Linked DNA regions of Homo sapiens: all the other regions are linked to region 1. A link is a loop called in an ENCODE intact Hi-C map of the cell type or tissue named here. Cell type or tissue: B cell. All regions are shown on one strand. Region 1 holds the start of ZNF680 (zinc finger protein 680). Region 2 holds the start of LINC02848 (long intergenic non-protein coding RNA 2848). Region 3 overlaps LOC105375322 (a long non-coding RNA gene). Region 4 holds the start of ZNF107 (zinc finger protein 107). Region 5 holds the start of ZNF138 (zinc finger protein 138).

Region 1 (5,000 bases):
ATTTTTTCCCTAGATAGCTAGCATTCTAAAAGTTAAGGCTTGGAATTCTGTTTGAAATTACCCAGCTAGGCTGGGTGCGGTGTCTCATGCCTGTAATCCCAATACTTTGGGAGGCCAAGGCGGGTGGATCACCTGAGATCAAGAGTTTGAGACCAGACTGGCCAACATGGTGAAACCTCATCCCTACTAAAAATACAAAAATTAGCTGAGTGTGGTGGCTAGCGCCTGTAGTCTCAGCTACTCAGGAGGCTGAGGGAGGAGAATCGCTTGAACCCAAGAGACAGAGGTTGCAGTGAGCCAAGATCATGTGACTGCACTCCAGCCTGGGTGACAGAATGAGACTGTCTCAAAAAAAAAAAAAATTACCCAGCCGTAAAAAAACTACCTGTGACAATTACTAAACTCAGTCTGGAAAACAAAATAGTAAATGAGAATTTTTAACAAATGGAATATATGTAGATATTAATTTTTTTCTGAAACTCACCTCTTTTACACCATTCGTAAATATTTTACCTTTTAATTTCCTTTACAAATTTTTCACTATTTGTCTTTCACTCTTTTTTCATCATTTTTTTTCACTATTTTTCTGCCCCCTTAGAGAATCCAGAAATTATTTCTATGTTTTTCCCTCAATACCAGCATCTGATTGACCAGCAATGTGTCCCAAGGAAACGGAAGCTGAGTTGGGTGAAGACAATCTTAATGTCTCAAGGTGTCAGCCTTTCCAAGGAAGAGTGCACCAGGAGATTTCTCTCAGCTCCAGGGCATCCACCTGCTCCCTCGAGAGGCTACACTTTGTACCTCAGGCAGTCCTGTGGGAGAAAATGACCCAGGAGCTGATATTCATTAGGCACTCTAGCAGACATAGTCATGGTGGGTATCATGGTTTATTCCCAGACAGTACTGAAACCCAGGACCAGGAAAAATCTGAAGGGTAGCCGAGGACACATCACCCCATAAAGTTTCCAAAGGGAAACTGTGACCCCCCAAAATTCTGATAAGATCTCTGTGCCTATGGAAGATAAAAGGAAAAGAGGCGCAGAGATTTTTTACAATAGTGTCCAGGGATTACTCTTTGCTTTCTTCTTACAGAAAATTTTTACAAACGGAAAACAAATCTTTTAAAAAGTACCATCCAATGATTTCTCAAAAAATGATTAATTAAAATATAGTATCAAAAATGTACACTAGGGCCGGGCGCGGTGGCTGACGCCTGTAATCCCAGCACTTTGGGAGGCCGAGGCGGGTGGATTACGAGGTCAGGAGATCAAGACCATCCTGGCTAACTTGGTGAAACCCTGTCCCTACTAAAAATACAAAAAAATTAGCCAGGCGTGGTGGCGGGCGCCTGTAGTCCCAGCTACTCAGGAGGCTGAGGCAGGAGAATGGCGTCAACCCAGGAGGCGGAGCTTGCAGTGAGCCGAGATCGCGCCACTGCACTCCAGCCTGGGCGACAGAGCAAGACTCCGTCTCAAAAAAAAAAAAAATTTACATTAGGCACAGTGGCTCACGCCTGTAATCCCAGCACTTTGAGAGGCCGAGGCGGGCAGATCACAAGGTCAGGAGTTCAAGACCAGCCTGTCCAACATGGTGAAACCCGTCTCTACTAAAAATACAAAAATTAGCCGGGCATGGTGGCGGGCGCCTGTAATCCCAGCTACTCGGGAGGCTGAGACAGGAGAATCACTTGAACCCGGGAGGCAGAGGTTGTAGTGAGCCGAGATCGTGCCACTGCACTTCAGCCTGGGCGACAGAGCGAGACTCCGTTTCAAAAAAAAAAAAAAAAAAATCTAACTCAAATACATTGTTTTTTGTAAAGTATTACATTGGGGGAAATAAAATTCTTGCTTAACCAACTATAAACTGCCAAGTACCCTCCGATTACATAACCAGAAAATTTCCACTTTGATCTTACAAATTAAGAAGTTATGTAACTGTACCTAACCGATTATTGAATTTGGTTTTATTCATCATACACCACTTAAAAGTCTTTCCTTCAAGCCCCTCCCATGGACCACAAATTACAAATCATAGCTGGGTGCTCTACGATTTTTGAACCACTCTTCTATTACATTTTTAAATATATTTGCAGTGACTTCCATGAATTTTTAATAGAAAAAAGGAGGGACTGGGACCCCATGGACCAAAGCGCTTCCCATTTATGAACCCTGCACCCCGAGTTATCGGCAGAGATGCGGCACTGCGGGTGCAGAGCTGCCCAGCGAGGGCTCCAGGCCAAGGCACAGTCACTGCGCAGGGAGGAGACATGACGCCCGGGGTCCGGCTGTCAGCCCAGCCGCCATCTTATGGCTGAAGGGGACTGAGGACCGAGCTGCGCCAAGGACAACTCGGGCCGCGGATTTTGGAGCCCAGTGCTTGGAGCCTGGAGTCCTGCCACAGCCACTTCCGACCGGTTCCAACCAGCCCCTCCCCCTCTCTCGGGGTGTCGGACCGCACTCTCACCATTTCTAGGCTTCCAGGTGGTCCTGGCATCTTAGCTGTGCATCTCCCAATACCTGCAGATAACGGAGTCACAGAGGCTGGGCCTCTAGGAGCAGAATACACAGAGCAGTAAAGACTAGACCTGGAGCTCCCGCAGCAGCTAGAGACAAAGGCCCCGCCAAATCCCGGAAGCCGTCCTGTCCGCTCCAGCTGCGTGCCTGATTGGACGGGTCCCAGCCCCGCGTCCCTGATTGGATAATGTTTAGGGCGCCACCCCCTAATGCCCTGAGTGACAGAATATGTGCTCAGCGGCTGGGCTGAACGTAGAAAGAGTGAAATCCAAGCTGCAGGGTTCTCAGGGAAGGGCTTCCTCCCTGAACGGACCAGGCTCACACCAGAGAGTATTTGCATATAACCCTGCGTATAAGGTCGTATGCCTTTATAAATAATATATTATGTGGCTATTCACACATGAAAATAATGCAATAACAATTATTTAAAATTTTCCAATTTTATGAGCTCCTGGCTTCTTGTCCTTTGAGCGGGTAGCCTGACATTTTTTTTTAAAAAGGCAGTCCTCTGAAATTGAATGTGAGCCACGTGAATTCTAAATTTTCTAGAAGGAAAATTTTAAAAAGAAAAAAAAACAGGAGGAATTCATTGTAGAAATTTAATTAACCCAATATATCCAAAATATTATCATTTTAATATGTGACCAGTATGTAATTATTAACAAAGTATATATATTTTGGAAAAAAAATTAAAACTATGTATTTTACCTTTCTACCACATCGCAGTTCAGACCAGCCACATTCCATGCACCCAGTAGCCACAGGTGGCCAATAGCTGCCACATTGAAGTGCAGCTCTGATGGCAGAAGATGAAATCCTGAACATCCCTTTTCTTTTTTCTTTTCTTTTCTTCCTTTCTTTTTATTTCCTTTCTCTTCTCTTCTTTTCTTTCTTTTCCTTTCTCTTCTCTTCTTTTCTTTTCAAACAGAGTCTTGCTCTTATGTCCAGGCTGGAGTGCAGTGGTGCAATCTCGGCTCACTGCAATCTCCACATTCCGGATTCAAGCAATTCTCCTGCCTTATTTTCCCCAGAGTAGCTGTGATTACAGGCATGTGCCACCATGCCTGGCTTATTTTTGTATTTTTAGTAGAAATGGAATTTTGCCATGTCAGCCAGGCTGGACTCAAACCCCTGACCTTAAGTAATCCTTCTGTCTCATCCTCCCAAAGTGCTGGGATTACAGCCATGAGCCACCACACTGGGCTTGAACATCCTTTTCCTGCCATAAATAAGGGGAAAGTCTTTCCCTACCAACATCTCTCTTCAGTTCCAAGGGTAGAACAGATAGTGGCCATAGAAAGAGCAGAGGACAGCAGGAATAAAATAACAACAGGAAGACCACCTGTTGCCCACCTTTCTTCCAGAGATCAGACAGTGAACAAAGGACGATGGGGCCACAGAAGAAGAATGCTCTATGTCTACAGATCCCTCCCTGGTCTTTCTTTTTCTTTTTTTCTTTTTTGAGACAGAGTTTTGCTCTTGTCACCCAGGCTGGAGTGCAATGGCGTGATCTCAACTCACTGCAACCTCTACCTCCCGGGTTCAAGTGATTCTAGTGCCTCAGCCTCCCGAATAGCTGGGATTACAGGCATGTGCCACCAAACCTGGCTAATTTTGTATTTTTAGTAGAGATGGGGTTTCTCCATGTTGGTCAGGGTTGTCTCAAACTCCCAACCTCAGGTGATCTGCCCACCTTGGCCTCCCAAAGTGCTGGGATTACAGGCATGAGCCACCACGCTCGGAAAACATTTTTATCTTCTAAACAAAACTCAATACCCCTGAAACAACTGCCCAATTTCCTATTATTTATCTTTTTCAAAATATCATTTTGGTTTCTGTTTCTAGCTATCTCATGTAAGTGGATTCGGACAGTATCTGTTTTTTGTGATTGTATACTTTATTTATGTTATTAAGATTCACCTCATTTTTTAATGTTACATTTCCTGATTTTGAAAAGTTGAGTTTAATATCTTCACTTATATCTTATTGTACACAGGAGAATTTATACTGGAGAGAAACCCTCAATCAGTTGTTGACACTTTCTTCAACTTTAGGAAATTTGTATTTTAGACAGACCCTATGAATAATATAATAAATAGAGAAAAACCATTTGTTCTAAGAAGTATACCTTAGAAAACACCAGAGTGTTCACATTAAATAATATTCTTCAAATTCAGTAAATGTAAAAAAAATTAGAAATCAAGTAGAAGTAATCATCAGGTAATTCGCAGTAGAAAACTCTAAGACACTAACATTTTAGACATTACTCTAAACAGTGTTTATTATACAGAGTAATCCAAAGTTAAAATATATCATTTACTTTTGTGTAAGACTAAAAGAAGCAAGGATTTATCTTTTGAGGCGTTATAGTTATATTTGACTTTTCTTGTTTTGCATGAAAAGAATTTTAAATTTTCAAAATATGAATGTTGAGGTAATTTAACTCTCAAATCACTTGATGTTATGCCTTCATTTGTAGCATTTATA
Region 2 (5,000 bases), 660 kb before region 1:
TCAGTAAGAACTGAATGAGGTTTTCAGCTGTGCCCACTGCAGGGTAGACAGGTATTGAGGTTTGAATCCAGCCCAATTAACACCTTTTGTAAAAAATAACACCGCTGTTAAAGGTACACAACAGAAATGAGAGTCTATATAATGATTCTTTACAGTTTTAGTACACAACTTTAAAATTCATGATACGTGTGAAGAAACACAAAAATAGAATCCATACGCAATTTAAAAAGCAGGCAGTAGGAGTGATCCTAAGATATTTAAGATGTTGTAATTCAGGATGTTTAAAGGCAGCTATTATAAATCTGTTCATGGGGGTAAAGGAAAATATTCTAACAATGAAGAGATGTGGAACCTCAGCAAAGACATGGAAATTACGAAATAATAGGAAGATAAGGAAATTTGAAAAATACTTTTGAGCTTATTCAAAGATTAGAAACAGAAGACAGAGCAATAGAAGTTGTCCATTCTGAATAAAAGAGTGAAAAAGCTTTAAGAAAATGAAGTCTTAGAGACCTGTAGAGTGATTGAGTCCAAGTTGGACAGGGAACAGAAAAATTAAATGAGGTACAAAGTTAATCACCAACTAATGGCTGAAAACTTCCAAAAATTGGTCAACCACCCCCCCCCGCCCAAGTTTTATACCCAACATGTCAACAAACCCCTCCAAAAAATACAAATAAAACCCTACCAAGGCCATATTGTGATTTAGGAGACTGGCAGAGGAGAGCTTCCTGTTGACTTGCTGTGATTTCTAATTTTAACTACTTAGAAGAATAAAAAATAGGGTCTCCTTAGAGTTTCTTTTTTTTTTTTTCTTGGAGAAAGTCTGACTTAGGCACAGATGACTGACAGTTTTTAAAGGTAGATGAGTTTCCAGACTTCTCTTAAATTTCCAGTGTGTTAACGTTGAAAATTATTTGAACTTGTTGCTTCCAAATCCTGCAGTAATACTGATGCTCCAGAAAGGCGTCCCATGGAGATTCTGCTCTTGTGCATCCATCCTGCACGGAGCTGAGGCTGTGCCTCCTCTAGTTTCATTAGCGTGTAGTTGTGGGGTACTTCGAGTTAATCTGAAAAACTCAGTGTTAAAATGGATTCAGGCCGGGCGCAGTGGCTCACGCCTGCAATCCCAGCATTTTGGGTGGCCAAGGCGGGCAGATCACTTGAGTTCAGGAGTTCGAGACCAGCCTGGCCCACATGGTGAAACCCAATCTCTACTAAAAAATGCAAAAATTAGCCGGGCGTGGTGGCGGTTGTCTGTAATTTCATCTACTCGGGAGGCTGAGGCAGGAGAATCGCTTGAACCCGGGAAGTGGAGGTTGCAGTGAGCCCAGATCGAGTCACAGCATTCCAGCCTGGGCTACAAAGCAAGACTGCGTGTCAGAAAAAGAAAAGAAAAATGGATTCAAAGATTTATCACTGTTAAGTTCCACCAGCAAATTATTAAATGTGGTTCCAAAGGGATATTTAAAAAGGGAAATTAAAATTGTTTCCAAGAAAGCCCTATTCACAGCAGAAACGTAGACACTGTACCTGACCTCACCACACAAAGTTCCCTCATGTGTTGGGAGGGACCAAGGGGCTCTCTGGTCCTGCACCTGCGTTAATTATGGCCGGGAGGTCCGCAGTAGGACCCTAAGGGCTAGGAACCAGCCTGGGTCAGGGGCAGAGAAGTGGTGGATGTGGCTCCCAAAGTGGCTTAGGGGTTCCCTTCCCTGTGGCTGTTTCCTGACTGGATGCAGCAGGGTCAGGCCTTTCAGTGTGACGTTTTCTACTCTTTATTAGAGTGGCAGGAGCGTCCCTGTGCGAGGCCTGACCCAGGTGTGGGCCTTGCAGCCAGCTCGGGGTCCAAGGGGCACTCCTGCGGTGCTGCAAAGGAGGATTTGTGACAACCCAGAGGATGGAGGAAACGGCGGCTTTGAAAAGGCAAGTGCCAAGTTATCAGGGATCGCTTATATCCATTTCTGGCAGTGAACTGACAATTTCAGACACTCAGGAGGGAGCTTCCCGCGTGGGATCACAAAAAGTCCGAGAAGTGTCAGACATCTGGCCATTAACCCCATTCCTACGCAGGGACTACACTGCCGCTTGTCCGAAGGGGCGTGTCAGGGGCGGAGCGAGGATGAGGGGCGGTGCCAATAAAAGAGGCGGGGGAGAAGGGGCGGTGCTGAGGGGAGAGGCCGGGCCAAGGGAAGAAGCGTGCGAGAAAGGGTGGGGCGAGTCCAGCTACAGGAAGAGTAGCGTTACTATGGCAACCCTGACAGGTTTGTGAGCAGCCCCCGGTCCCCTGCCGCTCCGTGAGAAATCAAACTTCAGGCACTGACGAAGCATGAAGCCAGCATCTTAGGAAGAGGTAGTGACATAATTACAAGGTAGGACCAACCGCCCTGGTCCCACTGTCGCCTGGCAGGCAGGAGAGGTTTGGGAACAGCCAGGCTCCCCTTGACATGGCAGTACTGCTCTGGACGCGGGGAGGTGTGGATTAGTGGGTGGGAGCTACACCTGGCATACTGGGAGTTGTCGTCTTTGATTAGCTTCCAGTTTTTTAATTGCAGGGCGACCGGATTACAATCACAGCCAGCATGAACATGGGGCGGCGCACAGTCCTGAAGAGGAAAGCCGGGCTGTGTTGACCTCGCTGTGCATGCTGGGAGTTGTAGTCTCTTCACTGCTCCCGCCCGTTGTTTCAGGCACTTCGGGACTACAATCCCAGCATGACCCGGGCTCGGGGACGGGGCGCAGTTCTCGTGGGAGGAGCGGGGCGGTGAGAGCCTGGCTAGGCAGGCTGGAAACAGTAGCTCTTAACGGTCCCCCGCCCGTTGGTGGCAAGGCGGCTGGACTGGAATCCCAGCAGGCGACATGCGAGGAGGCGGGCAGCCCAGGAGGGTTGGACACGGCAATGTGGACCTCGCCGCTTCCACAACGATGCTGGCTACTGATCGCGTGCACTTCCTTGCCAAAGAAAGTGAGTCCGGAGAGGGACAGGAGGGGCAGGTCCGGGCTGGGCAGTGAGGAGGGCGTGACGCCGCGATGTACACCTCGCCCTTGTCAAACTGGGACGGGTGTAGTCCTCACCCCACTTCCCGCTGCTCAGCTGGGTTCCCTCTCCCACCTGTACCCAGGGTCTTTCCTGGCCATCGCGCCTCCTGCAGCCCAGGGAGCCACCGGCTTTCCTAAGCTGCTGTGGGAACTGGCCTGAGGTCCAGGCGCTGTCCATTGTGCCGCTGCCCTCTTTTCTCTCCAGCCAGAGCGCAGTTCCGCCGCTGTGGGGAGAAATCCGCCGCCTGGCCCGCCAGTGCACAAGTTCAGAGCTTTGCACGGGGTGACATGGGCTGTGGCTTCGTGAAAATGTCACCCTCACCAGCGACTTTTTCGCGGATGTGGATATTGAGGGGGCAGGGAGGGCCATTATTGGCTTACCCAGGAGATGCTAAAAGCAGAGGAGAAAATTTCAGTTCCCAGGCGTGTGTCTCTGGTGCGCCATTTTTCACCAACCCATTTGGTAGAAAGTCCCCCAAATAGCTACCTAAAGATTAGGATGGTTTAGGTATTTTACACGTGATATCATTGGCCTCATCTCAACAAATGTCTGACTGGCCAGTGTCTCAAACACAGATGGCAGCCTGATCCTCAGGAACAGGTGGTGCTCCAGCTTTGTGGGAGCGACTTTCAAGGTGTGGACCATTTGGGGAGTCTTTGTAACTCCTCAGGCTTCACATCTTTGCTTTGAATGGAAAGCTCATCACCCCCCGGCACTCCCGGAGGTACCTTTACTCTCTCGGGCTGATCTGTTGACCTTTTCTGTCTAGACAATGGGAACTTCTGGGATCACTTCTAGTTTCGTGTAATTGATGTCCCTAATTTCCATATGTCCCCAGGGACAGTCCCTTTGATTCTGGAATGGCGCCAGCTTTTATGCTTTTTATGTCTAATCCGTAAAAACCAAGGTGTTCATCTACATGAAAATAAGACCTTGTTCGTATCGCACGTTCCAACAGGCTTCATTTGTGATTCCTGAATGTGGATTACCATAAAAAAAAACCCTAAAAACCCTGGTCATGGATATTAGACACTGTTATTGTACTTTGTGAAGAATTTACTCCTTCAGGATTAATTGCACACGGGCTCATCAGCACCTTTGTCAATAAAGGAACAAGAACCATGTGGTGTCTATGGATGTGGTGAGATGAGGAAGAGCCACAGCGCAGCGGTTCTTCTCTTGTTTTCAATAGAGTCTGTGGGGTCAAGTACCTGCGTTTCTCCCCCATCCCCCAATATTCTCATTCCACTCCTGAGTGTTCCGTCTTTAGGTGGAAGTTTCTAAATACACTTGTCCGCAAGTGTTGGTGGGGATGTTGTAACGTGAGGGCATCCATCATCCATCACCTTAAAGATAAATGGAGAGGATTTTGTGGTCTGTGTTCAAGAGGCACTGCTGTTGGGTGTGTTGCTGCCAAAACACGTGATCTCAGCTGTCCCCAGCAGCTGTCTTAGAAGATTGGTCCTGATGTAGCCACAGCTGCTGTTCACAGAGCCAGGAGCTCTTTGCAGTTTGGTGTATTCTGCTGAGATTTATGGCTCCGACCCTCCTCTGCTCTGCCATTCCTGGTAGTAACTGCTCAGCTGCCTGGTTTGCTCCAGTGTCCTGGGACCCTGTTATGTAACTGCATTTCAGAGGGTCTTAAGAGATTCTACCCTCACTACACCAGTCACTCTACACTGGCCGTGCACTTAGCTTCTTGGAGCCCTGCTTGTGTCCTCTTAAGTGGAGCTGTGAAGAGTTCTAGTTAGGGATAGATCTCGTTCTTATGCGCTTCAGGCTTATTAGAAAGCTGATCATCTCGTCTTTGGACACATGGACATTGTTACTTTTGTGTATTTTGAAGTCCGATGCTGTTTTTTTTTTAAATAAAAAAAAAATGTGGACCCTAGCAGTAACAGTCACTTTTAAATATCTTTGTGAATTTAACTCTGGCAACAACTCGATGATGTTGGCATGC
Region 3 (5,000 bases), 260 kb before region 1:
TGCAGCCACACACCAAACAGCAGTGCATCTAAACACAGGTCCCAAGACTCCTCTCCGTTAATCCTCATTTTAAAATGATGTGTAGGTTCACATTACAACATTCCCTTTCAACACTTGTGAGCAAGTGTAATCAGACACCCTTACCTAAAGAGGGAACAGGGAGTAGGGTGAGAATACTGAGGGATAGGGGAGGGATGCAAGCACTTTACCACACAGACTGTGACTAAGGGCCTTACTTTTAAAAAGAGCAGCACCCAGCTGGCGTGGTGGCTCACGCCTGTAACCCCAGCAGTTTGGGAGGCCAAGGAGGGTGGATCACCTGAGGTCAGTAGTTTGAGACCAGCCTGGCCAACATCATGAAGCCTTGTCTCTACTAAATATACAAAAATTAGCCAGGCGTGATGGCAAATGCCTGTAAAGCAAGCTACTTGGGAGGCTGAGGCAGGAAAATTGTGTGAACCCGGGAGGCGGAGTTTGCAGTGAGCCGAGATTGCACCACTTCACTCCAGCCTGGGTGACAGAATGAGACTCTGTCTCAAAGAAAAAAAAAAAAAAGACTAGAGCCCCAGTATTGTGCTGTCATCTCCCTATACTTCCTCATCTTGCCACCTGCATAGATGACACATGGTTTCTCTTCCTTTCTTTACAAAGGCAGTGACGAATCTAGGTGTAATTAATCCTGAAGTGGTAAATTCTTCACAAGTTTCGCAAGTACAGTAATAGATTTCCATGGTCACAATCATGTTTTCCCATTTTTTTTGATAGTGTACCACATTCAGAAATCACAAATGAAAAACTATTGGAATGTGTGACATGAATGAACTATCACTTCCCTGTAGATTAACACCCGGGTTATTACAGATTAGATATAAAAACAAGAAAGCTTGTACCAACTTTCTGAAAGTAACTTTCTTTTTTTTTTTTTTTTTTTTCTGAGATGGAGTCTTGCTCTGTCGCCCAGGCTGGAGTGCAGTGGTGCAACCTCAGATCACTGCAACCTCCACCTCCTGCCTCAGCCTCCCATGTAGCTGAGATTACAGGCACACACCACCATGCCCAGCTAATTTTTGTATTTTTAGTAGAGATGGGGTTTCACCATGTTGGCCAGGCTGGTCTCAAACTCCTGGCCTCAGGTGATCCACACGCCTTGGCCTCCCAAAGTGCTGGGATTACAGGTGTGAGCCACTGTGCCCCGCCAAAAGTAACTGTTTCTGAGTACTTAGTATTTTAGGGACATCAATTATTAAGAGGCTACATGGAAGCAGAAGTGCTCCTGGATGTTTCCACTATCTAGACAGAACATTTCAACAGATCAGTCCCAGCAAGTTCAGTTCCATCCCTGACTGCAGAAGGTCATGAGCTTTCCATCCAAAGCAGAGATGTTAAACCTCACAGGTTCAAATGCCTTCCAAATGATCTACACCTTGAAAGTTGCTCCCACAAAGCTGGAGTGCCATCTGTTCCAGAGAGAGCTGGTCACCATCTATGTCTTTGAGACACTGGCCAGTCAGGTCTAAGGTGAGATGAAGCCATGATCACATGTGTAAAATATCAAAACAATCATTACCTTTAGGTTGATTTTTGGAGGCCTAGCCCCTTAAATGGGTTGGTAAAAATGGCCCACCCAGACACATGCCTGGAAACACTGGGGCTTTCTCCTCTGCTTTTAGCAGATCCCGGGTAAGCCAATAATTACTCTCCCTCATGTCTCGACTTCTACTTCCACGAAAAAGGGGTCAGTGAGGTTGACATTTTCACCAAACCACAGCCCATGTTACCCACTGCAAAGCTCAAGTTGTTTACGGGCGGCCCAGGCAGCAAATTTCTCCCAAATGCTGCTGAACTGGCGCTCTGCCTGGAGTAAGCAGAGGCCGGTGGCACAATGTACAATGTCTCAGACAGCCATCAGGCCAGTTTCTGTAGTAGTTTAGGAAAGCAGGCGGCTCCATGGGCTGAAGGAGGCGCGATGCCATGGAAAAACCAGCGGATAAGGATAAAGAGAGGAAGAGCTGCTCAGCCGGAGGTAGGACCTGCCAGATTTGGGCAAAAGCCCAGATTTATCCCTTATATCTCTCTCCAAACTCACTCCCCATGGAGACAGGGCAGCAGGGGGTGAGCGGGCAGCACTGCTTTGCCAGGTCCACACCACCCTGCCCCTCCCACTGAGCCCGGTGCCTGCTGGAATTGTAGTCCTGCAGCCAGGCGACCAGAGAGCCGGGAGCCGTTAAGAGACTACAACGTCCCCGCACGCCCGGCGAGGTGCGCAGCGCCCTGCCTCTCTTTCTTCTTCTTTCTTCTTTCTTCTTCTTCTTCTTCTTCTTTTTTTTTTTTTTTGAGACAGAGTCTCCCTCTGTCGCCCAGGCTGGAGTGCAGTGGCGCGATCTCGGCTCACTGCAACCTCCGCCTCCGGGGTTCAAGACTGCCTCAGCCTCCCGAGTAGTTGGGACTACAGGCGCCCGCCACCACGCGCGGCTAATTTTTTGTATTTTTAGTAGAGACGGGGTTTCACCGTGTTAGCCAGGATAGTCTCGATCTCCTGACCTCGTGATCCGCCTGCCTCGGCTTCCCAAAGAGCTGGGATTACAGGCGAAAACCACCGCGCCCTGCCGCCCTGCCGCCCTGCCGCCCTGCCTCTCTTTCTAAAGCTATGCCCAAACCCCGAGCCCGGAGCATGCCGGGATTGTAGTCCTGCAGTCCTGCAACCTAGGGACTGCGAGAGGTTAAGAGACTACATCTCTCAGCATGTCTAGCTAGGCGCGCACCGCCGTGTCCCCAGGGCTTCGCACCGCCCCCAGACTTGCGCATGCTGGGATTGTAATACTGTCGCCTTGCCACCAACGGGCTACGAGCGGTTAAGAGACTACAGCTCCCAGGATGTACGGTGATGGCACCCGTTTGGACTCCGCCCCTCTGCGCGTCTAGAGCTGTTCTCCCGTGCGGAGGGGATCCTGGCTGTTCCCAAATCTCGCCTGCCTGCGAGGAGCCAGCGTGGCCCGGGCAGCTGATCTCAACCTGTGATTGTGACATCACCCCTACCTGAGGAAGCCTCTTCCAGCCTGCTCAAGGTTGCCGTAGTTAGGTTTACCCTCCCTTCCTTCCCTCACCCCGTCCTTTCCCTCATCCCTGCCCCTTCCTCTGTCCCACGCGGCTTTCAGACATGCATAGTGCAGCCCCTCAGTAAAGGTGCAGCTAATGGCCCGTGGGCCTAGCAGTTGTCAGGCCTTTTGGGAGCCCATGATGGGAGCTCCCTGGTAAGTGAAACCGTCAATTAACTGCCTAAAATGACAATACCCCGTCTCTGGTATCTTTGCACTTGCCTCTTCAAAGCCACCTTTTCCTTTCTCTCTCTCTGGACTGTCACAGATCCTCCTCTGTACCCCAAGAACACCCCATTGGATTTCCGGGCTGGCTGCTTGGCCTACACACCTGGGTCAGGCCTCTCGCAGGGATGCGCCTGCCACTGTAATAAAGAGGAGAAAACGTCACACGGGAAAGGCCTGACTCCTTCGTACAATCAGAATACTCAACTGCACAGAGAAGGGACCCCTTTAAGCCACTTTGGGAGCCACATCCACCACTCTGTGACTCCCACACAGGCTGGTTCCCAGGTATCAGGTGTCCTAGTGTTAACACGGGCCAAAAGGACAAAACAGGACCCTAGGTCCTTCCCAAAACATTAGGAAAGTTTGTGTACTGAGGTAATGTACAATGTCTTTTTGCCCTGAATAGGGCTCCCTTAAAAACTCTTTTAATAATCATTTTTAAATATATCTCTGGAACCACTTTTAGTAATTTGCTGAAGGAACATAAAAGTAATTACCTTAATTCATGTTTTTCTTTTAGTTTTTCAGATTAACTAAGTAATTCATATTGTACATTTCTGAAATTGAAGTACGCACAGCTTCAATTCTGTGCAGGGAGGATGCAGCAGGAGAGAATATCCTGGGCACATCTTTCTGGAGAATCACTTTTACTACAAGATTTGTAAGAAACAAATTTATTTCCAAGGTAAGAAATTAAAACTCTAAAACAAGGCTAGAAAGTCATCTGCCTTTAATAACCCTTAGTCATCTGTGCCTGATATGTGAGACTTTCTCCAAGATAAATCTCTCAAGGATAACCTATTTTCCATCATTATAATTAGTAAAAATTAGAAATTTTAGAAAGTCAATTGGAAGCCCTGTCCTGCCAGTTTCTTAAATCACAATGTGGCCTTTGTACGATTTTACTTGGATTTTCTTTTTGGAATCTGTTGACTGCTTGGATATAAAATGTGGGGTTTTGACAAATTTTTGCAAGTTTTCAGCTATTGTTACTTTTGCACCCCATTTAATTTTTCTGTCCCTTCACTCTTTCTAGGACACAATCTGCCCACAGATTGTAAGACTCTGTTCATTTTCTTCAAACTTTTTTTACTCTTTTTTTCAGATTGAATAATTTCAATTGTTCTGTCTTTTTCTAATCTATGAATCAACCTAAAAGTACTATTTAAAATTTCATTATCTTTCTATTTGGTTCTTTTTAATAATGTGCATTTCTCTGCTGAGATTCCACATGTATTCATTCATTATGAGAATTTTTTTTCTTCACCCCATGACTATAGTTTTAATAGCTGCTCTCAAATACTTGACTGCTGATAACAACATCTTGGACATTTTGGGGATAGCTTTTAATGCCTATGTTTTATCTTGTGTATGGATAACATTTTTGTGTTTCTTCTCATGTCTCTTAAATTTTAAAATTGTATTTTAAAAACTGTAAATAATACTTATAGAGACTCTGGATCCTGTTGTATTCCTTTGAAGAGTGTTGTTAGTTTTTGAAGAGGGAGTTAATTTGGCTGGATTCAAATTCAAATGCCTGTCTCCCTTTCCGTGGGCACAGCTAAAATTATCATTCGCTTCTTATCCCCACATATATCATATGTATGATATATAGATGTGTGTTTCTATATAATATATGACATTGTATCCAGATTTTACCATTATTTGTAAGAGTAG
Region 4 (5,000 bases), 100 kb after region 1:
TGCCTGGCCAAATTCTCACAATCTTTACCTAATTCAAACAATATAATTCTAACGTTATCAGAAATCTGTGCTCAACTCATCTGGGCCTTTTCCATCTTTTCATGAACCTCCTTGAATACACAGTACTCTAGGATTTTTCATGCTTTTAAAGTTTTTAGAAACTACATCAGAATTAAGCCATTAACTGTGGAAATGACTTTCATGGTTATAAAGAAACAAATTAAAAGAAATTGATTATATCTGTTGCCTACAATAATTTATCATAATAACCATAATTATGAATAAGAGCGTATACTCAGATACATTAGAGTTTTAGAAATTTCATACAATTTTGACATAAATATTAATAACATATTTATTAAAATATAAGTCGAAGGAGGTCAAATATATATATATAGTTTTAAGACAGAATCTCGCTCTGTCACCCAGGCTAGAGAGTAATGTCACAATCTCAGCTCACTGGAACCTCTGCCTCCTGGATTCAAGCGATTCTCCTGCCTCAGCCTCCTGAGTTGCTGGGATTACAGGCACCCACCACCACGTCTGGCTTAATTTTTGTATTTTTAGTAGAGACAGGGTTTTGCCATGTTGGCAAGGCTGGTCTTGAATTCCTGACCTCAGGTGATCCATCTGCCTCAGCCTCCCAAAGTCCTGGGATTACAGGCATAAGCTACCACGCCTGGCAAACATTATTTTTATTTTGATAATGCTTCCATGTAAGTTAACTTTTTTTTTTTTCAGTCGAAGTTTTGCTCTTGTTGCCCAGGTGGGAGTGCAATGGAGCGATCTTGGCTCACTGCAACCTCTGCCTCCCAGGTTCAAGCCATTCTCCATTCTCCAGCCTCAGCCTCCTGAGTAGCTCAGATTACAGGCGCTCACCACCATGCCCAGTTAATTTTTGTATTTTTAGTAGAGACAGGGTTTCATCATGTTGGCCAGGATGGTCTCCATCTCTTGACCTGGTGATCTGCCCGCCTCCCCCTGCCTGTTTATCACTCTTTTGCATGCTGCATTGACACTCTATAGCATCCAAAAGTTTGGGGTGTAAAAAAAAGACACTTTTAAAGCAAAATTTGATGTTGGGAAGCCTGTCAAATATGTCATAGGGTTAAAACACTTCACTAAAATAGGACCACAGATCACCATAAAATAATAGTCATTTATTTATCCAAAGTGATAATTAAAAGATTTTAAAAACAAAATCATTTACTGTTTGATACAGGAGATTCAGTTTTCCAGTCAAAAAACCTGAGAAAGACTGCATGAGAAAAATTCTCTTTTTTACTTTCTTTATTTTAAAATTTATTCAAAAGGTGGACAAAAATATTGTACTATGTCATATTGATATGTAAAATTTTTGTTCAAAAGAAAATCAACTTTTACTTTTGTATTACTGTATTATTAATACTAAAGCTAACTTTAATAAAACCTTATAAATAAATCCATCAAATGTGTCATTTTTGGCTACTGTAGATTTTCATAAATATTTTATAGTCTATTATAATAAATTTTTCAACTTTTTATATTATATTTTTGGTTTTTTCTTTTTTCAATTTGAAACAATCATTAAGTAATTTCAAACTAGATAAAATGTTTCTAACTTTCTTCCTTAAAAGCATATTTTACTTTTGTTTATACATTCTCTATGCAGAATTGTTTTTCATACATCTAGTAGTTTTAATTATATACATATTAATTACATTAATTCTTAACAACCTTAGGTTATTTTATTCCTGCTGTCCTCTGCTCTTTTTATGGCCACGGTCTGTTCCACCTCAGAACTGAAGAGAGATGTTGGTAGGGAGAGGCTCTTCCCTCACCTCTGGCAGAAAAGGAATGTTCAGGCCCTTCAAACCCCTGTTGTCAAAGCTGCACTTTAATGTGACAGCTATTGGCCATGTATGGCTACTGGGTGTCCGGAATGTGGCTGGTCAGAACTGCGATGTGCTAGAAAGGTAAAATACAGAGTTAAAGATTTAGTTCCAAAAATATACACACTTTATTAATAATTACATATTGCTCAGATATTAATATAATATTTTTGATATAGTGGGTTAATTAAATGGTTAGAATGAATTCCACCTGTTTCTTCTTCCTTCCTTTTTTTTTTTTTTTTTTTTTGAGACGGAGTCTCACTCCGTCGTCCAGGCTGGAGTGCAGTGGCACTATCTCGGTTCACTGCAAGCTCTGCCTCCTGGGTTCACACCATTCTCCTGCCTCAGCCTCCCGAGTAGCTGGGACTACAGGCCCCCGCCACCGCGCCGGGCTAATTTTTTGTATTTTTAGTAGAGACGGGGTTTCACCGTGTTAGCCAGGATGGTCTCGATCTCCTGACCTCGTGATCCGCCCACCACGGCCTCCCAAAGTGCTGGGATTACAGGCGTGAGCCACCGCGCCTGGCCTTCTTCTTCCTTCTTGAAGTTTGACTGCTAGAAAATTTAGAATACACATGTGGCTCACGTTTTATTTCAGAGGATTGCCTCCTTTTTAAACTCTCAATCGGCCTGCTCAAAGGACCAGAATTCAGAAAGGGCATAAAATCTGGAATTTTAAAATAATTGTTATATTATTTTCATGTGTGAATAGCCACATAATATATTATTTATAAATGCATATGACTTTATATACAGGTTAAATGCAAATGCCTTCTGGGGTGGACCTGGCTCAACTCAGGGAGGAGCCCTGCCTGAAAAGGCTGCAGCTTAGGTTTCACTTTATCTTCTTCCAGCCCAGCATCTGAGCACAGCTTCTGTCACTCAGGGCCTGAGGGAGCAGGGCAGCAAACGTTATCCAATCAGGACTGCTGGGCTGGGAACCGTCCAATCAGGCACGCAGCTGGAGCGGACAGGACGGCTTCCGGGATTTGGCGGGGCCTTTGTCTCTGGCTGCAGCCGGAGCTCCTGCTCTCCTCCTCACTGCTCAGTGTCCTCTGCTCCTAGAGGCCCAGCCTCTGTGTCCCTGTGACCTGCAGATATTGGGAGATCCACAGCTAAGACGCCGGGACTCCCTGGAAACCTAGAAATGGTGAGAGTGCTGGGTCCGACATCCCGAGAGAGGGGGAGGGGCTGGTTGGAACCGATCGGAAGTGGCTGTGGCTGGACTCGGGCCTCCAAAGTCCGCGGCCCCAAGTTCTCCTTGGCGCAGCTCGGCCCTCAGTCCCCCGCGGCCCCGAGTTCTCCTTGGCGCAGCTCGGTCCTCAGTCCCCTTCAGCCGTAAGATGGCGGCTGGGCTGACAGCCGGGACCCTGGGCGTCCTGTCTCCTCCCTGCTCAGTGACTGTGCCCTGGCCTGGAGCCCTCTCCGGGCGGCTTTGCACCCGCAGCGCGGCATCTCTCCCCGATTGTGCAGGGATGCCGGGAGGGTCATCAGGGGAGAATCCTGACTCGGGATGCGGGGTTCATGAATGGGAAAAGCTTTAGTCTGTGGGGTTCCTAGTCCATCTTTTTTCTCTTAAAAATCTATGGAAGTCACCACAAAAATGTTAAAGAATTTAATCAAAGAGTAATTGAAGAATTATAGAGCACCCAGCTGTGGTTTGTAGTTTATTTTCCATGGGAGGGGCTTGAAGAAAAGACTTTTAGAAGGTGCATGATAAAGGAAAGCAAACTCAATAATTGGTTAGGTAGAGTTACGTAGTTTCTTAGTTTTAGATGAAGGTGGAAATTTTCTGGTCACGTAATCAGAGCTTAATTGGCAGTTCATGGTTGATTAAGTCTAAATTTTGTTTTCCCCAATGTAGTAATTTACAAAAAAAAAGCATTTGAGTTAGATTTTTTAAAAAGTAAAAACCCTGGGACTAGAGCCACCTCAGTCTAATTGCCTGCCATTTAGTTATTTTCACACTCCACAGGGGACAGATTTTCCCCTGCAACTTTCACGTGTCTCAAGCAGGGTCTCAAGACTACTCCCTATTCCCCATTCTTTTAGCCTAACTGACTTTCAGTAAAATGCTAAATTTCCAGTTTCCTTTGACATTCCCAAATCCCAGCTTCCCCTCCCTAATTCACATTATCAACTATTTGTCCTTTAGTGTACATTTTAGATACTGTATTTTAATTAATCATTGTTGACAAATTATTGGGTGGCACTTTAAACAAATTGTTTGCTGTTTGAAAATATTTCCAATGAGAAGAAAACAAAAAATAATCCCCTGACACTGTATTGTAAAAAAAAGTCTGTGCCTATTTTCCTTTTATCTTCCCTAGGCGCAGAGATCTTATCAGAATGTTTTTGGGTCAAGGTTTCCCTTTGGAAACTTTACAGGGTGATGTGTCCTCAGCCACCTTTCGGTTTTCTCCTGGTCCTGGGTTTCAGTACTGTCTGGGGATAAATCAAGATATCAACTGTGGCTGTGTATGCTAGAATCTCTAGTAAATTTCAGCTCCTGGCCTGGAATGGAACTCTGGGTATCTGGGAATGGGAGACAGAGGACAATCTGAGGTTGGAGTGTAGCCTCTCAAGGGAGCAGGTGGATGCCCTGGGGCTGAGAGGAATCTCCTGGTATACCCTTCCTTTGGAAAGCTAACCCTTTGAGGCATTAAGATTGTGTTCACTCAACCCGACTTCCATTTCTCAGAGGTACATTGCTGGTCAGCCAATCAGATGCTGGTATTGAGAGGAAAACTCAGAAATAATTTCTGCCCCCTGGATTCTCTAAGATTTGTGAAAGAAAAAATAGTATTCCAGAAGACAAAAAAAAAAAAAAATCAAACTTGACCCCAGTGAGATGGTACAAGAACTTGCAAAATGAAATGCACTTGGAGTAGTCACTGAGGCATAGGGCAGTGTCTACAGAGAGGGTGGTCATTGGGCACTTAAATGAGCAGGATGGGGTAGGAGAATCTAGTGTTTGGGTGGCCTGACTTGACACATGAGTCAGACACATCTGTTTTCTTTTTTTTTATTATTATTATACTTTAAGTTTTAGGGTACATGTGCATAACGTGCAGGTTTGTTACATATGTACACATGTGCCCTGTTGGTGTGCTGCACCCAGTAACT
Region 5 (5,000 bases), 230 kb after region 1:
CATTGCCTGGCCATTACTCTTCTAAATAAGCATCATTTGTTAGGTCTTTTTTTTTTTTTTTTTTTCATGGTTCAGGGTAAAAAAATCAGGCATTGGTTAGACATTTATCCTTCATAATAGTCTCTATAGCAGATTCTACTGCAAAGGCTATGGTTACACAATAGACTTTTTTTACTAAAGTTGTGCTAAATAATGGAATTTCTTGAGATTACTTATTGCATAAACAGAAAAGTATCTGTGTAGTTGCTAATATGCATAGTTGCACATGGAGAAATATATTATAGAGATTATACAGAAATATATTACACGTATTACAGAGATTCAGTTACGGGGGTTTAAGAAACAGGCTGCTTGGTTGAAATGAGGAGACCATTTATTTAGCTGATAACTTGGTCTATCTCTCAAAATTGAGAAGATAACCAAAAAGGAGAAATTGTTAAATTATAGCCTGAAGCTCTCTGTTTTCATGTTTAATTTTGGTCAGTAGGTTTTTTGTTTGTTTGTTTTTCTTTTTTTTTTTTTTTTGGTACATACTAAACTGAAACCTAACTGGATATGTAAGTAGATTATAACCCATTCCTGTACCAGCCACTGTGATTTTGCCAATAAAAGGACATCAACTCTTCAAACCATGTTCAAATAAGGCAAATCCCAAGCTGTAATCAATTTGGCTGTTTCTGTACCTCAATTTCATTTTCTGTATGCCACTTTGCTTTTTCTGTTGATCAATTTTTTTACCATGTTGCTGTGCTGGAGTCTCTCTGAGCCTATTCTGGGCCCACAGGCTGCCTGATTTGCAAATCATTCTTTGTTCATTTAGACTCTGTTACATTCAATTTCTCTGAAGGTTTTGTTTTTTTTTTTAGATGTTTACAGATTTTATCTATGATAAAAAATAAGTAATGTGTTGCTGGGCTTTGATTTTCTCAACTCATCCCTCATCTATCTTTTTCCACATATGCTATGTCCTTTTGAAATGCTCCTGCAACTTTTTTCTTTTCTGTTTCTTTTCTTTTCTTTTTTTTTTTTTGGAGAAAGGATCACACTCTCACCACCCAGGCTGAAGTGCAGTGTCGTAACCAATCATGGCTCACTGCAGCCTCGACCTTCCAGGCTCAAGTAATCCTCTTGCCTCTGCCACCTGAGTAGCTGGGACTACAGGATTGCCTCATGCTGGCTAATTTTTATTTTTATTTATTTTTATTTTTTATTTTTTTTGAGACGGAGTCTCGCTCTGTCACCCAGGCTGGAGTGCAGTGGTGGGATCTTGGCTCACTGCAAGCCCCATCTCGTGGGTTCATGCCATTCTCCTGCCTCAGCCTCCCGAGCAGCTGGGACTGTATTTTTAGTAGAGACGGGGTTTCACCGTGTTAGCCAGGATGGTCTCGATCTCCTGACCTCGTGATCTGCCCTCCTCGGCCTCCCAAAGTGCTGGGATTACAGGCATGAGCCACCGCGCCCGGCCATGACTGGCTAATTAAAAAAAAAAAAATTTTCATGCACATAGGATCTTAACTATGTTATTCAGGCTGCACTTGAACTCCTGAGCGCAAGTGATTCTCCCATCTCAGCTTGCCAAAGTGCTAGGATTATAGATGTGAGCTACCGTGTGCTTCTTCAATTTCTTAAGATTATTTCTAGCAATAATAATAAACAGTGCTATATGGGCACAAATCTAAAAGAAATCTGGCTTCTATTTTAGAAGTGTCACTCTCCAGGATTTCAAGGGTCAAATGGAGTTAATTCTGAGTCCCAGCCCAGCCACTTAATAGCTGTGGGTCTTTGCACAAATTTTTTTTTTTTTGATGTGGAAGAGTTATATAAACCACATATGCAAAAAAAGGCAGAATGATACTGATTGCAAAAATGTTAGCAATTTTTCATCCCTCCGCTATCCATGCCCATTGCCAGGTGCATTTACAGCTGTTTCCATTGAGATCCAGTTCTGTTTTCCAAACCCTAGATCTGGCTGGCCTTATTTGCTCAGGGCAGTAAAAACCTGTGAACAGTGCAGTGTGCTAGTTTGAGGCGTAGGCTCAAATGGTTTTGCATGCTTCTGTTTTTCTTTCAGAAGGCTACTATCTCCGCGAAAAAAGCCCATGTTAGCCAGATGGAAGATAAAATAGTATGGGGAGGAGAAGCAAGTTGCCTCTGTTGACAGCCTCAGAAGCAGAAGCTCACCCCCAGAAGCACAGCTGCCTAGTCAACAAGCAGCTGATGATACATGTCTGAAGGAACTCAGCTGAGGTCACAAGAATGGTCTCACTGAGCCCAGCCTAAATGACTAACCATCTCAATTAGAGTGAATTCCACCTGTTTATTCTTAAAGTTTGACTACTAGAAAATTTGGAATTCACATGTGCTCTGTAATCCCAGCACTTTGGGAGGCCGAGGCAGGTGGATCACCTGAGGTCAGGAGTTCGAGATCAGCCTGACCAACATGGCAAAATTCTGTCTCTATTAAATATACAAAAAGTAGCCGGGCGTGGAGGCGGGTGCCTGTAATCCCAATTACTCAGGAGGCTAAGGCAGGAGAATCACTTGAGCCCGAGATGCGGAGTTTGGGGTGAGCCGAAATCGTGCCACTGTGCTTGAGCCTGGGTGAGAGTGAGACTCTGTCTCAAAAAAAAAAAAGAAAAAAATCTCAGGCTGCCTGCTCAAAGGACCAGAAGCCAGTACGGTTATAAAATCTGGAATTTAAAAATAATTGTTATATTCAGATGTGAATAGCTATATGTTATTTATAAATGCATACGACCTTATACACAAGGTTAAATGCAAATGCCCTCTGGGGTGGGCCTGACTCAGCTCAGGGAGGAAGCCCTTCTGGAAAAGGCTGCTGCTTAGGTTTAACTCTGTCTTCCTTCAGCCCAGCACCTGAGCACATCTGTCACTCAGGGCCTGAGGGGGCGGGTTGTTAAACGTTATCCAATCAGGGACGCCGGGCTGGGAACGGTCCAATCAGGCACCCAGCTGGAGCGGACATGACGTCTTCCGGGAGGCGGCGGGGTCTTTGTCTCGCTGCAGCGGGTGCTGCAGGTCTGGCCTTCACTTTTCTGCGTCCTCTTACTCCTAGAGGCCCAGCCTCTGTGGCGCTGTGATCTGGTTATTGGGAGATTCACAGCTAAGACGCCAGGATCCCCCGGAAGCCTAGAAATGGTGAGAGTGCTGGGTCCGACATCCCGAGAGAGGGGGAGGGAGCTGGTTGGAACCGGTCGGAAGTGGCTGTGGCAGTACTCGGGTCTTCCCGCAGTCGGCTGCAAAATCCGCGGCCCCGAGTTCTTGGCACAGCTCGGCCCTCAGTCCCCTTAAGCCATAGCATGGCAGCTGGGCTGACAGCCGGAACCAGGCGTCCTGTCTCCTCCCTGCGCAGTGACTGTGCCCTGGCCTGGAGCCCTCTCTGAGCAGCTCTGCACCCGCAGCGATTGTGCAGAGACGACGGGAGGGTCGTCAGGGGAGAATCCTGACTCGGGGTGCTGGGTTCATGAATGGGAAGAGGTTTCCTCCGCGGGCTTCCCTGTCCCTCTTTTCCCCTATTAAAATTTATGAAAGTCACCGCAAAAAAATTAATTTAATCAAACAGTGATTCAAGAATTGTGGAGCACCCAGCTGTGGTTTGCAGTAGTGGTCCGTGGGAGGGGTTTGAAGGAAACACTTGTATAAGGTGTATGATAAAACCAAATTCAGTAATTGGTTAGTAGAGTTATGTAGTTTCTTAATTTGTACAATGAAGGAGGAAATTTCCTGGTCATGTAATCAGAGGTTAATTGGCAGTTTACAGTTGGTTAAACATGAATTTTATTTTTCACAAGGTAGTAATTTACAAAAAAATGCATTTGAGTTAGATTTTTTTAAAACCAGAAACCCTGGGACTGGAGCGACCTCAGTCTAATTGCCTGCCACTTAATTATTTTCACACTCCACAGGGGACAGATCTTCCCCTTCATTTTTCACATGTGTCCCAAGCAGGGTCTCAAGACTCCTCCCCCTCCCCATTTCCCATTCCTTCAGCCTAACTCTGGCTTGCAGTAAAATACTAAATTTCCAGTTCCTTCTGACATTCCCAAATGCCAACTTCCCCTTCCTAATTCACATTATCAACTATTTGTCCTTTAGTGTACATTTGAAATACTGTATTTTAATTAATCATTTTTTGACAAAGCATGGATGGCATTTTAAAAAAGATTTGTTATCTGTTTGTAAATATTTCCCATGAGAAGAAACCAAAGACTCATCCCCTGATGCTGTATTGTAAAAAATCTCTGTGCCTTTTTTTTTTTTTTTAAATCTTCCCTAGGTACAGAGATCTTATCAGAATATTTTTGGGTCAAGGTTTCCCTTTGGAAACTTTATAAGGTAATGTGTCCTTAGTCACTCTTCAGTTTTTTCCTTGGTCCTGGGTTTCAGTACTTTCTGAGGATAAATCAAAATATCCACTGTGGCTGTGTATGCTAGAATCTCTGGTAAATTTCAGCTCCTGGCCTGGAATGAACTCTGGTTATCTGGGAATGGGAGACAGAGGACAACCTGAGGTTGGAGTGTAGCCTCTCAAGGGAGCAGGTGAATGCCCTGGGGCTGAGAGGAATCTCCTGGTGTACTCTTCCTTTGAAAAGCAAACCCTTTGAGAAGTTAAGATTGTCTTCAAACCAACCCAGTGTCCATTTCCGGAGACATATTGCTGGTCAATCAATCATATGCTGGTATTGAGGGGAGAACACAGAAATAATTTCGGCCCACTGGATTCTCTAAGATTTGTGAAAGAAATGATAGTATCCAAAAAGACAAATCAAACCTTACCCCAGTGAGATGGTTCAAGAACTTGCAAAGTGAAATGTACTTGGGGCAGTCACTGAGGCATAGTGCAGCGTCTTCAGAGAGGGTGGTCTTCAGAGAGGGTGGTCGTTTAGCACTTAAGTGAGCAGGATGGGGTGGGAGAATCTCTCAAGTGATTGGGTGGCTTGACTTGACATGTGAGTGAGATACATCTGTTTTTTAATCAG

The links. Hi-C counts contacts between places; a loop is a spot of excess contacts. Peaks named below come from ENCODE experiments on the same cell type or tissue, not always from the same donor. Only the 100,000 strongest peaks of a DNase experiment are listed, where the experiment ranks them.
Region 2: it touches region 1 in a loop (36-fold over the local background); 4 of 110 quality-filtered maps call a loop at or near these places.
Region 3: it touches region 1 in a loop (11-fold over the local background); 44 of 110 quality-filtered maps call a loop at or near these places.
Region 4: it touches region 1 in a loop (12-fold over the local background); 29 of 110 quality-filtered maps call a loop at or near these places.
Region 5: it touches region 1 in a loop (16-fold over the local background); 15 of 110 quality-filtered maps call a loop at or near these places.

Annotation. Positions count from the first base shown.
Region 1 is chr7:64,560,462-64,565,461 of GRCh38, forward strand. It overlaps ZNF680 (zinc finger protein 680), which reads right to left and starts at 2,610. Exons shown (of 4, transcript NM_178558.5): 1 at 2,464-2,610. The coding sequence starts at 2,493. RefSeq lists an enhancer at 2,199-2,558 and a silencer at 2,659-2,768. In B cell, no CTCF peak of the experiment used is centred here; a DNase peak (open chromatin) is centred at 2,670; H3K4me3 peaks cover 1,768 bases; H3K27ac peaks cover 802 bases.
Region 2 is chr7:63,898,074-63,903,073 of GRCh38, forward strand. LINC02848 (long intergenic non-protein coding RNA 2848) reads left to right here and starts at 1,825. Exons shown (of 7, transcript NR_186803.1): 1 at 1,825-1,926; 2 at 2,265-2,372; 3 at 2,556-2,965. In B cell, no CTCF peak of the experiment used is centred here; DNase peaks (open chromatin) are centred at 2,208 and 2,668; H3K4me3 peaks cover 1,953 bases; H3K27ac peaks cover 1,063 bases.
Region 3 is chr7:64,304,618-64,309,617 of GRCh38, forward strand. It overlaps LOC105375322 (a long non-coding RNA gene), which reads right to left. Exons shown (of 5, transcript XR_927582.2): 1 at 2,881-5,000. Among named protein-coding and RNA genes, the nearest start is that of ZNF736, 6.8 kb to the right of the region's middle. RefSeq lists enhancers at 2,316-2,365, 3,156-3,315. In B cell, no CTCF peak of the experiment used is centred here; DNase peaks (open chromatin) are centred at 674, 2,104 and 2,784; H3K4me3 peaks cover 2,947 bases; H3K27ac peaks cover 3,955 bases.
Region 4 is chr7:64,663,262-64,668,261 of GRCh38, forward strand. ZNF107 (zinc finger protein 107) reads left to right here and starts at 2,872. Exons shown (of 4, transcript NM_001282359.2): 1 at 2,872-3,024. The coding sequence starts at 3,022. RefSeq lists enhancers at 2,610-2,759, 2,910-3,059, 3,080-3,199. In B cell, no CTCF peak of the experiment used is centred here; a DNase peak (open chromatin) is centred at 2,790; H3K4me3 peaks cover 2,839 bases; H3K27ac peaks cover 4,128 bases.
Region 5 is chr7:64,791,413-64,796,412 of GRCh38, forward strand. It overlaps ZNF138 (zinc finger protein 138), which reads left to right and starts at 3,016. Exons shown (of 4, transcript NM_001271639.2): 1 at 3,016-3,159. The coding sequence starts at 3,157. RefSeq lists enhancers at 2,742-2,791, 3,032-3,271, 3,056-3,616. In B cell, no CTCF peak of the experiment used is centred here; a DNase peak (open chromatin) is centred at 2,959; H3K4me3 peaks cover 1,585 bases; H3K27ac peaks cover 1,967 bases.